2 separate regions of the Homo sapiens genome follow, and region 2 is linked to region 1. The links are chromatin loops, found by intact Hi-C in ENCODE. Cell type or tissue: endothelial cell of umbilical vein. All regions are shown on one strand. Links, peaks and the distances in the headings refer to the core of each region. The heading gives the core; the rest is flanking DNA.

What was found. Hi-C counts contacts between places; a loop is a spot of excess contacts. Peaks named below come from ENCODE experiments on the same cell type or tissue, not always from the same donor. Only the 100,000 strongest peaks of a DNase experiment are listed, where the experiment ranks them.
Region 2: a loop joins it to region 1, with 4 times the contacts of the local background. A loop is called at or near these places in 1 of 110 quality-filtered maps.

Annotation. Positions count from the first base shown.
Region 1 is chr6:45,647,610-45,652,986 of GRCh38, forward strand. No RefSeq gene overlaps it. Among named protein-coding and RNA genes, the nearest start is that of RUNX2-AS1, 74 kb to the left of the region's middle. In endothelial cell of umbilical vein, for the core only: no CTCF peak of the experiment used is centred there; a DNase peak (open chromatin) is centred at 3,152; H3K27ac peaks cover 560 bases.
Region 2 is chr6:45,476,200-45,481,576 of GRCh38, forward strand. The region is part of intron 5 of RUNX2 (RUNX family transcription factor 2); the gene reads left to right. Among named protein-coding and RNA genes, the nearest start is that of RUNX2-AS1, 98 kb to the right of the region's middle. In endothelial cell of umbilical vein, for the core only: no CTCF peak of the experiment used is centred there; DNase peaks (open chromatin) are centred at 2,242 and 4,462; H3K27ac peaks cover 806 bases.

The DNA.
Region 1 (5,377 bases), core at 55-5,054:
TTCCCGCATTTTGGGTGTGATGCTGATGTTGGGAAGTCCTAGTGGGGAAGAGCCACCCAGGGCCTCCTGTGCTCCTTGGTCAGCCAGGCTCTGTTCTGTCACCATCACCAAGCCTCGACACACATCAGGCTTGGCTTCAGGGAGCCTCACTCAGTAACCTGTTTTGGCAATTGGTCCAAGAGGCAGAGCAAATTTTAGAGCCAGGGCTCAAAGTCAAATTTATTTCAATCTATGAAAGTGTATATGAGGATAAAAAGAAGAGATGTAGGTGGGGAGCAAAGGCAAGGGAGAGGAAGGGAGGAGAGACGAGGAAGTACTCACGTGGACAAGGGCCCACCCCAACTGAAGCAACTTCCTTTCTCATCATACAGATTAGAGGGGAACAAGTTTTGGCTGCATTAGAAAGAGAAAAAAAAGGAAAAGTAGAAGAAGAATTTTTTTTAAAAGGTAAAGAAAGCAGGCCAAGAAATTACTTAAAGGCTTTCTGAAGGCCTCATAGCTCATACTACTTGTTCCAAGTTATATAAGACACAGGGGAAGAGTTACAGGAAACATATGACAACTAAGCAGAATTCCACTCTATAATAACATTTTTTTCTCATATAACTTCTTTAATCCAAGGATCTTAAAACACTTCACAAATTTGCAACAATTAAACCTCATGGCATAGCTGTGGGAAAGAGTGTTGTTTTGCTCATTTTATGTGTAAGTGAGCTACAGCCCAGAGCGTTTGAAAGAAAATGTTTCCAGAGCCCGCCAATGAAAGTGGCCTGGGTCTGGGTCTCACAGAAAGCCTGGGCTCCACTGCGTACATCCAGGGAACTTCTGCTTCAGGGGAAGCTCTGCTTCCAGGAAGCCTCTCCCAGCGGCCTGCACCTCAACAGGCAGACAGCAGATGGTAGAAAACGGTCAGCTGGGAGAAGGAAAGGCTCTGCTGGCTTACAACAAATAAATAAGCAAATGAACAAATAAAGAAATAATAAAAATATATAATAAAATATAATGTATAATAAACATTTTTAAATAAAAATATAAAAGTTATAGTTCACTAAAATTTTATTCTTCTTTGCCTCATTTTGTTCTCCTTTTGCTGTTATATGTATGTGAAAAAGCAGCCATTCAGAATTTTTTTTCCCATAATGAGAAGGAAACTGGGAGCTGTCTTTTTCCGGGGTGGTGAGACCATGGGCCTGTGTGCTTGCATGTGAGAGGACAGGGGAAGTGAGGAAAGGGGAGAAAAGCCTGTGGAGAAGAGGACAGTTGCCTTCTTCATCTCAGTTGAAAGAGCCCTGGAAAATATTGATCTCACTTTTCCCTCAGAATGGTAGAAAGTATGAGAACTCTGTTGTGGCCTCAGGAACCAGGTCTGGCAGGTGGTACAACGTGCCAGGCTGGCAGCTGCGATGGGGAGAGTGGATAGTTTGACCCCAGCACAGCCAGGGACAGCAGAGCAGCCCACCTGCCCTACCACCTCCATCTGTTACTTGGACAGTTGATACCAGCACACAGGAAAGGCTGAGAGGAGAAACAGGGCCTCTCTCCTCAGCAAGCTTTTCCTTCAAGTTGAGATTTTCCTTCCCAAGTTATGCTTTCCACAACTAAGGATGCCTTGACCCTTCCTGAGGGTCTTGGGCTAGAAGGAGATAAAGGGCCTAAGGGGTCGGAGGTGCTGTGTCCTATTTTCCTCAATGCCTGAAACTCACTTGATGTCTTTGCCCCTCAGTTTCTGCATTTGAAAGACAGGAATAAAGATATTCACCTCTAAATTCTCAAGGATATTAGAAAGTCTTTTCTTTTTCTTTCTTTCTTTCTTTCTCTTTCTTTTCTTTCTTCTTTCTTTCTTTTTCTTTCTTCTTTCTCTTCCTTCCTTCCTTCTTTCTTTCATCTTTCTTTCCCTCCCACCCTCTCTCTTCTTTCTTTCTTTCCTTCTCTTTCTCTCTTTCTTTTCCTCTTTCTTTCCTTCCTTCCTTTCTTCCTTTGAGACAGAGTGTTGCTCTGTTGCCCAGGCTGCAGTGCAATGCCATGATCTCGGCTCACTGCAACCTCTGCCTCCCGGGTTCAAGCAATTCTCCTGCCTCAGCCTCCCAAGTAGCTGAGATTACATCTGCCTGCCACCACACCCGGTGAATTTTTTTTGTATTTTTAGTAGAGTCGGGGTTTCACCATATTGGTCAGGCTCGTCTCGAACTCCTGACCTCAGGTAATCAGCCCACCTTGGCCTCCCAAAGTGCTGGGATTGCAGGTGTGAGTCTATGCTACATTCATAAAAGACGTTCATCTTCTTCGGCCCAAAGAGCTGAAGCTAGTGAACCTCAACGATGGTGATACCAACAATTCCTTGCTACAATCTAACAGTTTGCAAAGTGCTTCCCAGAATCTGCTCCCATTAACCCGGGTTGAGGCAAAGCTTCACAGATATTTAACAGTCTCATGGTAGCACTCCATTTGTTTTAACTCAAAGATCTATCGAAGGATGTCATTGATTTTTATTGAGCTTCTCCCCCAAACTCTTAGGGGTAATTCTAAACTATCACTAGCAGAAACTGATCATGGCTGGACTCCACTGGCCAGGATAGCCAGTTCTGGTAGTCAGAACTCGCACATGAAATTGTAATGAATCTACTTCGTTTGAGTATTTCAGATGGGTTGTCAACATCAATAAAATTGCATAGATAGTTCTACCTACCTGGCAGCCCAGTTCACCTGGGCCTCTCAGAGGGTGTGTTAGGGTCTCGGATCTTGTCATTGTGAATCTGGGCAATGCTTCTCCTTTCTTCTCCATTCCTCTCCTCATCACCCCCTCCTCCGGTTTTCTAAATGCCCAAAATATAAAGAGCAATGGAACCATACAAGAGAGCTTAATTTTGAAAGGAGGTGAGCTGCATAAACAGGGATCTTTGTGTAGTTCTGGAGAATATTAATAGTCTGATCAAGTTTGTTGTAAATATATTTCCCTTATCTCCTCTAACTTGGGGACTGTACAGAGGGAGAGTCAGGGAGAGGGAGGGGGCCTTCTGGATTTTTGCCCAGGGTTACTCAGCAGGGACATGGTTTTCCTAAAGTTCCAGAAGGGAGGGGAGGCCACTGCAAGCTCCACCATGTGTCCCAGTATATCATGTTGACTCATGACTAGATCTTGAGAAAAACTCACAGAAGTCAGGAAATTCCTGGCAAATGCTCTCATCTCACCCTCTGCTAACCTTGCAGGGAGAGCATAGGTAGGGTCAGATCGGAGGATGTTTTTAAAAGGAAAAATCAAAGCATGTCTGTAGCTTCTGCATGCCTGTAGTGGGACAAAGAGTCCTAACAGGCCTGGCTGAAGATGCAGAAGCAGCTTCAAGCCCCAGTGACCAGGGACAGCCAGCACTGGTATGTTTCTTCGTTCTAGATTTTTATTTCTGCAAAAGATTTTCCCCCTCTCCTTGGCGTTGTTTCCCCATGGGGAGTAGCATCTTTCTTTTTGAGCAAAGCCAAATGACCAAGGCACCACCCCCACCCCCTTCAATGGACAGGGCCAAATTTAGAGTTGGGGTTGCTCATTTAAGCTTTGTATGTAATTGAGCCTGGCACAAAGGGTTATCATTAGAAGGAATGGCATGAAATGAAGGAATGGAAAAGCTCAGACCCAAATTAGAAAAGATGTCCTGAGGGAGAGACACAGTGGCAAGGCTGGGAGCTCTGGTCTCAGAGGAATTCTTAGGAGAAAGGACTGGGCATTAAAAGTGCCTGGATGGGACAACTAGGGAACTGAATATGGCCCTGCCATCTCTTGGGATTATTTGCTTCTAAGTGCAAGGGCATGGTGGTAAGAGGTGGCAACAGACACCAGAGGCATCAATTGTTAAGAGCCAGCGTCTGCTCCCAGGGCACCATGGAATGCTGAAATAGGATTATCCTCTTACCAGATGTTTACCAAGTGTGTCCAGGGCTGGGCAGTGTTACTTTATTCCCCAAGCAAATGGAAGGTGCTAGAGGACTCAGCCAGTTCCGCTGACTTACTGAACATCCTTGTCGGAAACCTTGCTGCCTATTGCTTTGGGGAATGGAGCCATCACCTCCCTCCTCTCCAGATGGGGTGTCCTACTGCTTGGTTGCTCAGTGTGGGTTGGGGACTTGGCAAGGGAACACCATGGAACAAACCAAGGAGGCTTTTTCTCTGAGGTGCCTGTCCCGGCTGACACATCTGTCACCCTTGGCTCCCCCCGGAAGTCCTGGAGCTTGATGGTGTGAAGAGGGCCCAAGTGAACTCCATACGGCTGGGCGCAGCTTGCCCGTTCACCCTGCAGGATCAGTCCTCCTGCCTGCCTATCCTAGCTGTCCCCCCGTCCTCCTGGTTGACTCACGTGGGAGCTGGCAGCAGGGGGCTGCAGTCGTTCCCTCCGCTCCTCGCCAGACTGTCTCTGCTCCCCACATTAATGGTGGTGTCCTAGCTCCATGTGACCCCGGCTTCTAATATTCTTGGGTTAGTTCAGACTATACAGCTGGCCCAACTCTAGGCTTCCTAGCCTTGTTAAAGCCAAAATGCTGTCTTTTACTACCCTGCTCTTTCCATCAAGTTCTTCAAGCAACCCGAGTTTTAGAAGCTAGATGACTCTTTTGGTGAGCTCTTCCTCTGGGGGTAGGGAGCCTGGGTTTCAGTAGGGCCTGGACTGGGCTACATCATTGTTATTTTTTTTTAATGGTAGTTTTAGAAAAGAAGGTTCAAAGGTGAGTGACCCTCCAGGAGGAAGGATTAAGTGGGTTGACTTGGGAGCCATTCAACCCAGGAGGCATTGCTAAGGAACATAATCTATTTTGCATTTCGTTTCATGAGCCAAAGTCAGTTATGGCATAGGAATAGCTTTCTCATGCTGTCTCTCCCTTTCTCCATTCTACAAAAATATTCATGCCAAATAATATGCAAGTTGTATAAACATCCCTTCAAAAAGCACATAAAGATATTATATATAGTCACATATGTCTCCTTCCAAATGGGTGTGTTCCTAGAGATGCATAGAGATATCTTTCACACCCTATATGTAAAAAACAGCCAATTTAAGAATTGGCAGAACAGCCTTGCCTAAGTGAGTAGAAAACTTTGGCTCAGGGCTCTCCAAACAATCCCATAAAACCCATGCTTGCTTTTATTGAATGGTGATGCATGAAAGACCAAGGGTGGCCAACTTGAATGAGGGCAGGAGCCAGCGTTCACAGGATTGTCATAAAGGGTGGCAGGAAAGTTTCTTTTTGCTGAAATTCAATCTATTCCTAGAAAAAAAAAATTGCTTCCAATACTGGCTGGCTGGATGTCACTCTTATGTTCACTTCTGCTGCAACATCATTTGAGCTCATCAATGTTCAAGATGTTACTTTTACATTTGGTCTTCTCGCCTCCAGC
Region 2 (5,377 bases), core at 212-5,211, 170 kb before region 1:
AGAATGCAGAAATGGGATGGAAAAGAGGGAGTGAGTCTGTTTTATTTTGTTTCCATATTTCTCCTAAGCTTACTGGAGTGGCAAATGGTAGGATAAGTGGTCAGCTATACTGCCCCATGAGATTCAAGGAGCCTTTGGGGAGGAAGGACCTTGCTCAGAAGATAGGCTGGGGAGGATGGTTAATTTTGGAGATTTTTGTTGTTGCTTCATGTTTTCTTTTGATTTCCCTCATCTTTGATGCTGACTCTGATGTTGGCTTTCCCTATATAATATTTGGACGAGAACAAATTTTGCCTACTCTCTGGCCTGTGCAAGTGACACATACAGAGCCATTGTCTGACTTGTGACTTGGCCCAGAAAGGGCTGATTGTCATGCAGTTGGGAGGGCTTTTAGACTGGGTAAAAAATTCTCCCATTTGTTTAAAATAACATGACTAAGATTGAACTCAGAAGACACTGTGCATGCATTTCTTTTCAAATTAGTGTTAAGAAATAAAAGTTTATACTGCGACCTGGTATATAAAATTATAGACCAGTCTAGGGCTCCATTTTGAAATATTAGAAAATAATACATCTTTGTATAAGAATACCTCTAATAGTATTTAGACATTTTTCCCTTCTAAATCTATCTTTCCCTTTAAATAATGAATATCATTAGAGGTATTCTTATGCAAGGATGTACAGGAAGCATTTAGAAATATGAATCTGAAGCTTGGTAGAAACTGGAAATGCATTTTCCATAGTCATAGGAACTTGAAGCCATTGGGATTGATGAGGCTGCATGAGGAATGGGTATGGAATGAATGAAGGAGAGTTATCCTTTTTACCATTGTGACCTAACTTTGTGTCCCTTGCCTGGACACAGACAAAGGTTCTCTTGCTAAGCTCCCCTGGGTCCCTGAAGCAGCAGAAGAGCAGATTCAGAACCGTTTCAGTGGCCACTGCATGGGTTGTCTCCGCCACTGGCTCCTCATCTTTCTCTTTCCTAGATCACTTTTTGTGTTCCTCTTCCTTGCCTAGCCACCCTAGGAGTGTTTGCTTCTCAGGGTTCCCTTTTAGACACTTTTCTCCACTCGTTCTGTACCCATTCCCTGAGTGTCCTCATTGACACTATTAACTTCGTGTTCCCATGACCACTGAAAATGCATCTTCAGTCTCTTCTGAACTTCAGACTGGTATTTCTAGGTTGCTTCCTGGGTGTCTGCACCTGAATATGTCCCATGGGTACTTCAAACTCATGGCCAACACAGCGTTAGGGATTCCCCACCTCTACTTCAACCAAACTTCTCTGCCCAAACATGAACCTCCTCCAGTTTTACCAGTTTTGAGTGCCCTACAGTTCACCCAGGTGACCAAACCAGAAACCTGAGACTCACCTTCTCTGCCTTACTTCTGACATCTAATTATTCCACTGTACTGTTGTCTGTACCTCTATTCTATGTCTCACATTCACTCCCTCAAATCTTTTAGTGCTGATTTAGCTTAGTATACTCTCTCAGTGTTTATCTTCTGACTTATAACGTAAAAACAATTTCCTAACTGGTTTTATGTCTCTAACTGCACTCCCTTCTAAATCTATCTTCCCCTGTAAGTAAAGCAATCTTCCTAAACTGTAAACCAATGCATGGCACACCCTTGCTTAAAATACTTCAGTGTCTCCCTGTTATTTGCAGGATGAAGTTCAGACTTGGTGGCACACTGACAAGGCCCTTCAGCATCTGCTCTGCCCAACTGCCTTCCACCCACACACCTGTGGCTGAGCTCCAGCGATGCCAAATTGCTTCACTCTATACTTTCTCATCTCGGTGTCTTTGCACCTGCTGTTCCTTCTGGTTGGAATGTTATCTTCTTCTGCATTTGCTTGACTAAATTCTACTCATTCTTTAAGTCTACTCAAACGCTGTCTCCTCTGGGAGCCCTTCCTGACTGCTCTTGAAAGTCAAGTATTTAATCTTTGGCTCCTCTTTGGTTTCCTTTTCATACTTTAATTATATTATTTATCACACTGCTGTAATTATTTGTTTTTATGATGCCTCCAGTATACCGTGAGCACCCTAGTTTAGCATAGTTCATGAAACATAATAATGCTTAGGATATTTTAATTGATAAGTGAAGATTACATTTGCATAGTGGTTTTACCTGTGTAGGACATTTTCACCTCTTATTACATTTTGTCCTGACGACATCCCTGTGTTGTAGATACTTTGTTTTTTTCTGACAGATGAGGAAGTTGAGTCATAGGAGGAAATTGAATCATAGAGATGATAGATATTTGCCTACAGCCTCACAACTAACTTAGTAGCAGAGCTAGGAATAGACTCCCAAGTTTTCCTGCTCCTTGTATAGTCAGGCCCAGAATTAGAAATGAGATTCTCCTTTTTAATCAGACACTGCCTTGGTCTTTTAACTATTCCATTAAGTTCACTAATTGTGTGTAAATGTGTGTGTGTGTGTGTGTGTGTGTATTTGTGGAACTCATAGTGACAGGTGAGGAATCCATAGCTTTATTGATTCTTAGGATTGCAAATTAGGTCACCTGTTATTTTACAGATGAGAAAATTCTGTACCTGAGAAGTTCACACTTGCTATTAGTAGCAGAACCCATGTCTCCTTTCAGTCACATGTTCTCTTTCATACTGCATTTTGGGCAGTCATCAATTCCATAGGACAGACTTTTTTTTTCTTTTCTTTTCTTTTCTTTTTATTTTAAGATGGAGTCTCTCTGTCGCCCAGGCTGGAGTGCAGTGGCACCATCTCGGCTCACTGCAACCTCCACCTCCTGGGTTCAAGCTGTTCTCCTGCCTCAGCCTCCAGAGTAGCTGAGATTAAGGTGCACGCAATAGGACAGACTTTCTGTGTTGAATTGCAAGGGTTGTTAGTAGGATTTGTTGAGACATTAGGCAAGTTAAATCTTGAGAAGAGCCCATCCTCTGAGCAGAAAGAATGCCATTCCTGAGAACATTCTCAATGAAAGGTCCATGAAAGAGATAGGACCCAGAAGAGAAAGAATTAAATGATAATATTCTTTCAGGGATTATCCCATTCTTCCAGATTGCATTACTTCTTTTCCAGTGAGCTTCATAGGTTCTTCGGTATGTATCATTTTGAACTAAAATGAAGGCATCTAATTAGGCTGAAGGATGAGAACTTCCTATTGCAAAGAAAGGTACGTTTCTATTGCAAAGAAAGGTATGCTTGTGATCAGAAGTGTTTGTGATGTCATGGGGCAGAGTATAAAGCATGTGGGGCCTTGAGAGGACGGTATCCCTAATTACCTGGATAGAGACATGGAACTAATGTTAGTAGTAACGCTGTTCCTCTGGCTGGATTATTCCTCTCTGTACACATAGGTATGCATATAATAGAGATAATATAAATTTATAACCACATATATGTACGTATATGTGGAAAAGGGAATATATTTCATATGGACCAAAGAAAAACATTTTGCCAAACTGTCATTATTGATTAAATAATTCAGCATGAAGCCAGCAGGCAGATATCCACAAAACTTAACACTACACTTGCTTTTGAAAAACAAAAAAAGGTTTTAAATGTAATCGCTCGAAGGATGTTTTTTAATATTAACCCACACCAACCTGCTTCCTTTGGCTTGAGAATAATACACTTTAAAAAAATCTGTTGTGCCTTGAAAAGAAGAGTAAAACTTGCTATCTTCTAACTCCATTTAACACTACATTTGATTCCTTTTTATATAACGATAACTTGATCCTACTCAAAATACTTGGCACCTTTAGTGACAGAGTGGCATGTAAGAACACTTTAACAGATTTGAATGTGAGTAAACTCCAGTAGTTCTGAAATGAAGAGGTAGAGTTTTCAGTTCCTTATTCAGAGTTCACAGAAGATAAGAATACTGGGATTAACACAATAGACTCCCCTTCATTACACCTGGCTGAATAAAGCAATTATCTGTCTATCAAGACTAGCAACTTGTGCAACAGCATTAAGAAAGAGTGGATGGATAGGTGGATAAACGCTATTCCATTGGAAAGCGGTGCTGATATATGAGGTAATCCTTTGAGTTTAACTTGTAAAAACAGTTTTATTTTGGAGTTTATATCATGTTACTCTTGCAGCTTAGAGAGAAATGATTTTTCAAAATATTGTTGACTGCATTTTTCAGTTCTTTACCCATCTGAATTTTATTAGGGGGGTTATTTCAAAGACGTCTCTTGTTTAATCATGTTTAAACAATCTGTTTAAGACCTGTTGTGTAGATATAAACACAATAGTCCTTTAATGTCGTAAAACAGACTTCTGACAGACATAGCACGTAACAGACATGCATCCATTATTGCTTAAGCTGCTGTTCCTTCCATGCCTGACCTGAGAGGGTAACCACAGAGCTCAGCTGAAAGCGTTCACTGGTTAGAAGACACTGACATGTGCCTATGCACTGTATTAATGTCTAGCAAGCAGAGAATTGCAGAGCAGCATACAATTGAAAAGGTCTTAGACTAGATTAAAACTAAGTACCTTAAATCTGTTTTAATGGCTGTGTTTACATCTCCTTCTTCTTCATTCCTTTAAAAAAAGTAATCAGGTTTTGCAGGCGTTAAGAAAACCACCTCTTCTTGCCAGCTGGACTAGGTCCAGTTTAAGCAAGAAATTCTCCGCCTCCTTTTTTCTGTCTTTTTCTTTTTTCTTCCTCTGTGATCTTCTCTGCCATTCAGCACAGCAAGACCAGGCTGTGGGAGTTGGCTGACTTTTTCTTTGGTTATTACTTTTTAACATTTTCTTCCTGTTACAGAAATGAGAAAATTGAGAATGATGTTCTGCTGCTGCAGCAGTGAATGTCAAGAGAGGAGCCCTTTGCCTTTTTAATTACATCTGTGTAGTGTTTCTTTTTGCTTAAAACACTCTGTCTCTCTGTTTCTCTGTCTCTGTCTCTGTCTCACTCTCTGTCTCACATAAAATATGCACAAAACCTTAATAATGAAAGAGAAATAGAAAGGATCGCATGCTAAGGAAATTGAGCCAGGATCCAGGAATTGCGTGACAGTCTGTTTGTAGGCTAGTTGTCACTGCACTCTTTGAAGAATAATGCCATCCATGTTTAGCTGGATTGGCAAATAAACAGTGATGCTTTTTGTTCAACTACGAAAACTGCTATTTCCATTGCTAAAAATGTTACCGCTAAAAAAATCTTTGCATCTCTCAGTGGGGTCTCTATAAGTGCTCGAAACACAAAGAACTGTGGTATGTGTGAACATGTTACAGAAAAAGAAGGCAAAGAAAATGTTTTTGGAACTAAAACACTCAAGTTTTACTAAGTTTTGGAAGTAAAGTGTAGACATAGAGAAAGAGTTTTTTTGTTCATTTCCCATAAAGTCAAGGGAGAGATAAAGATTCA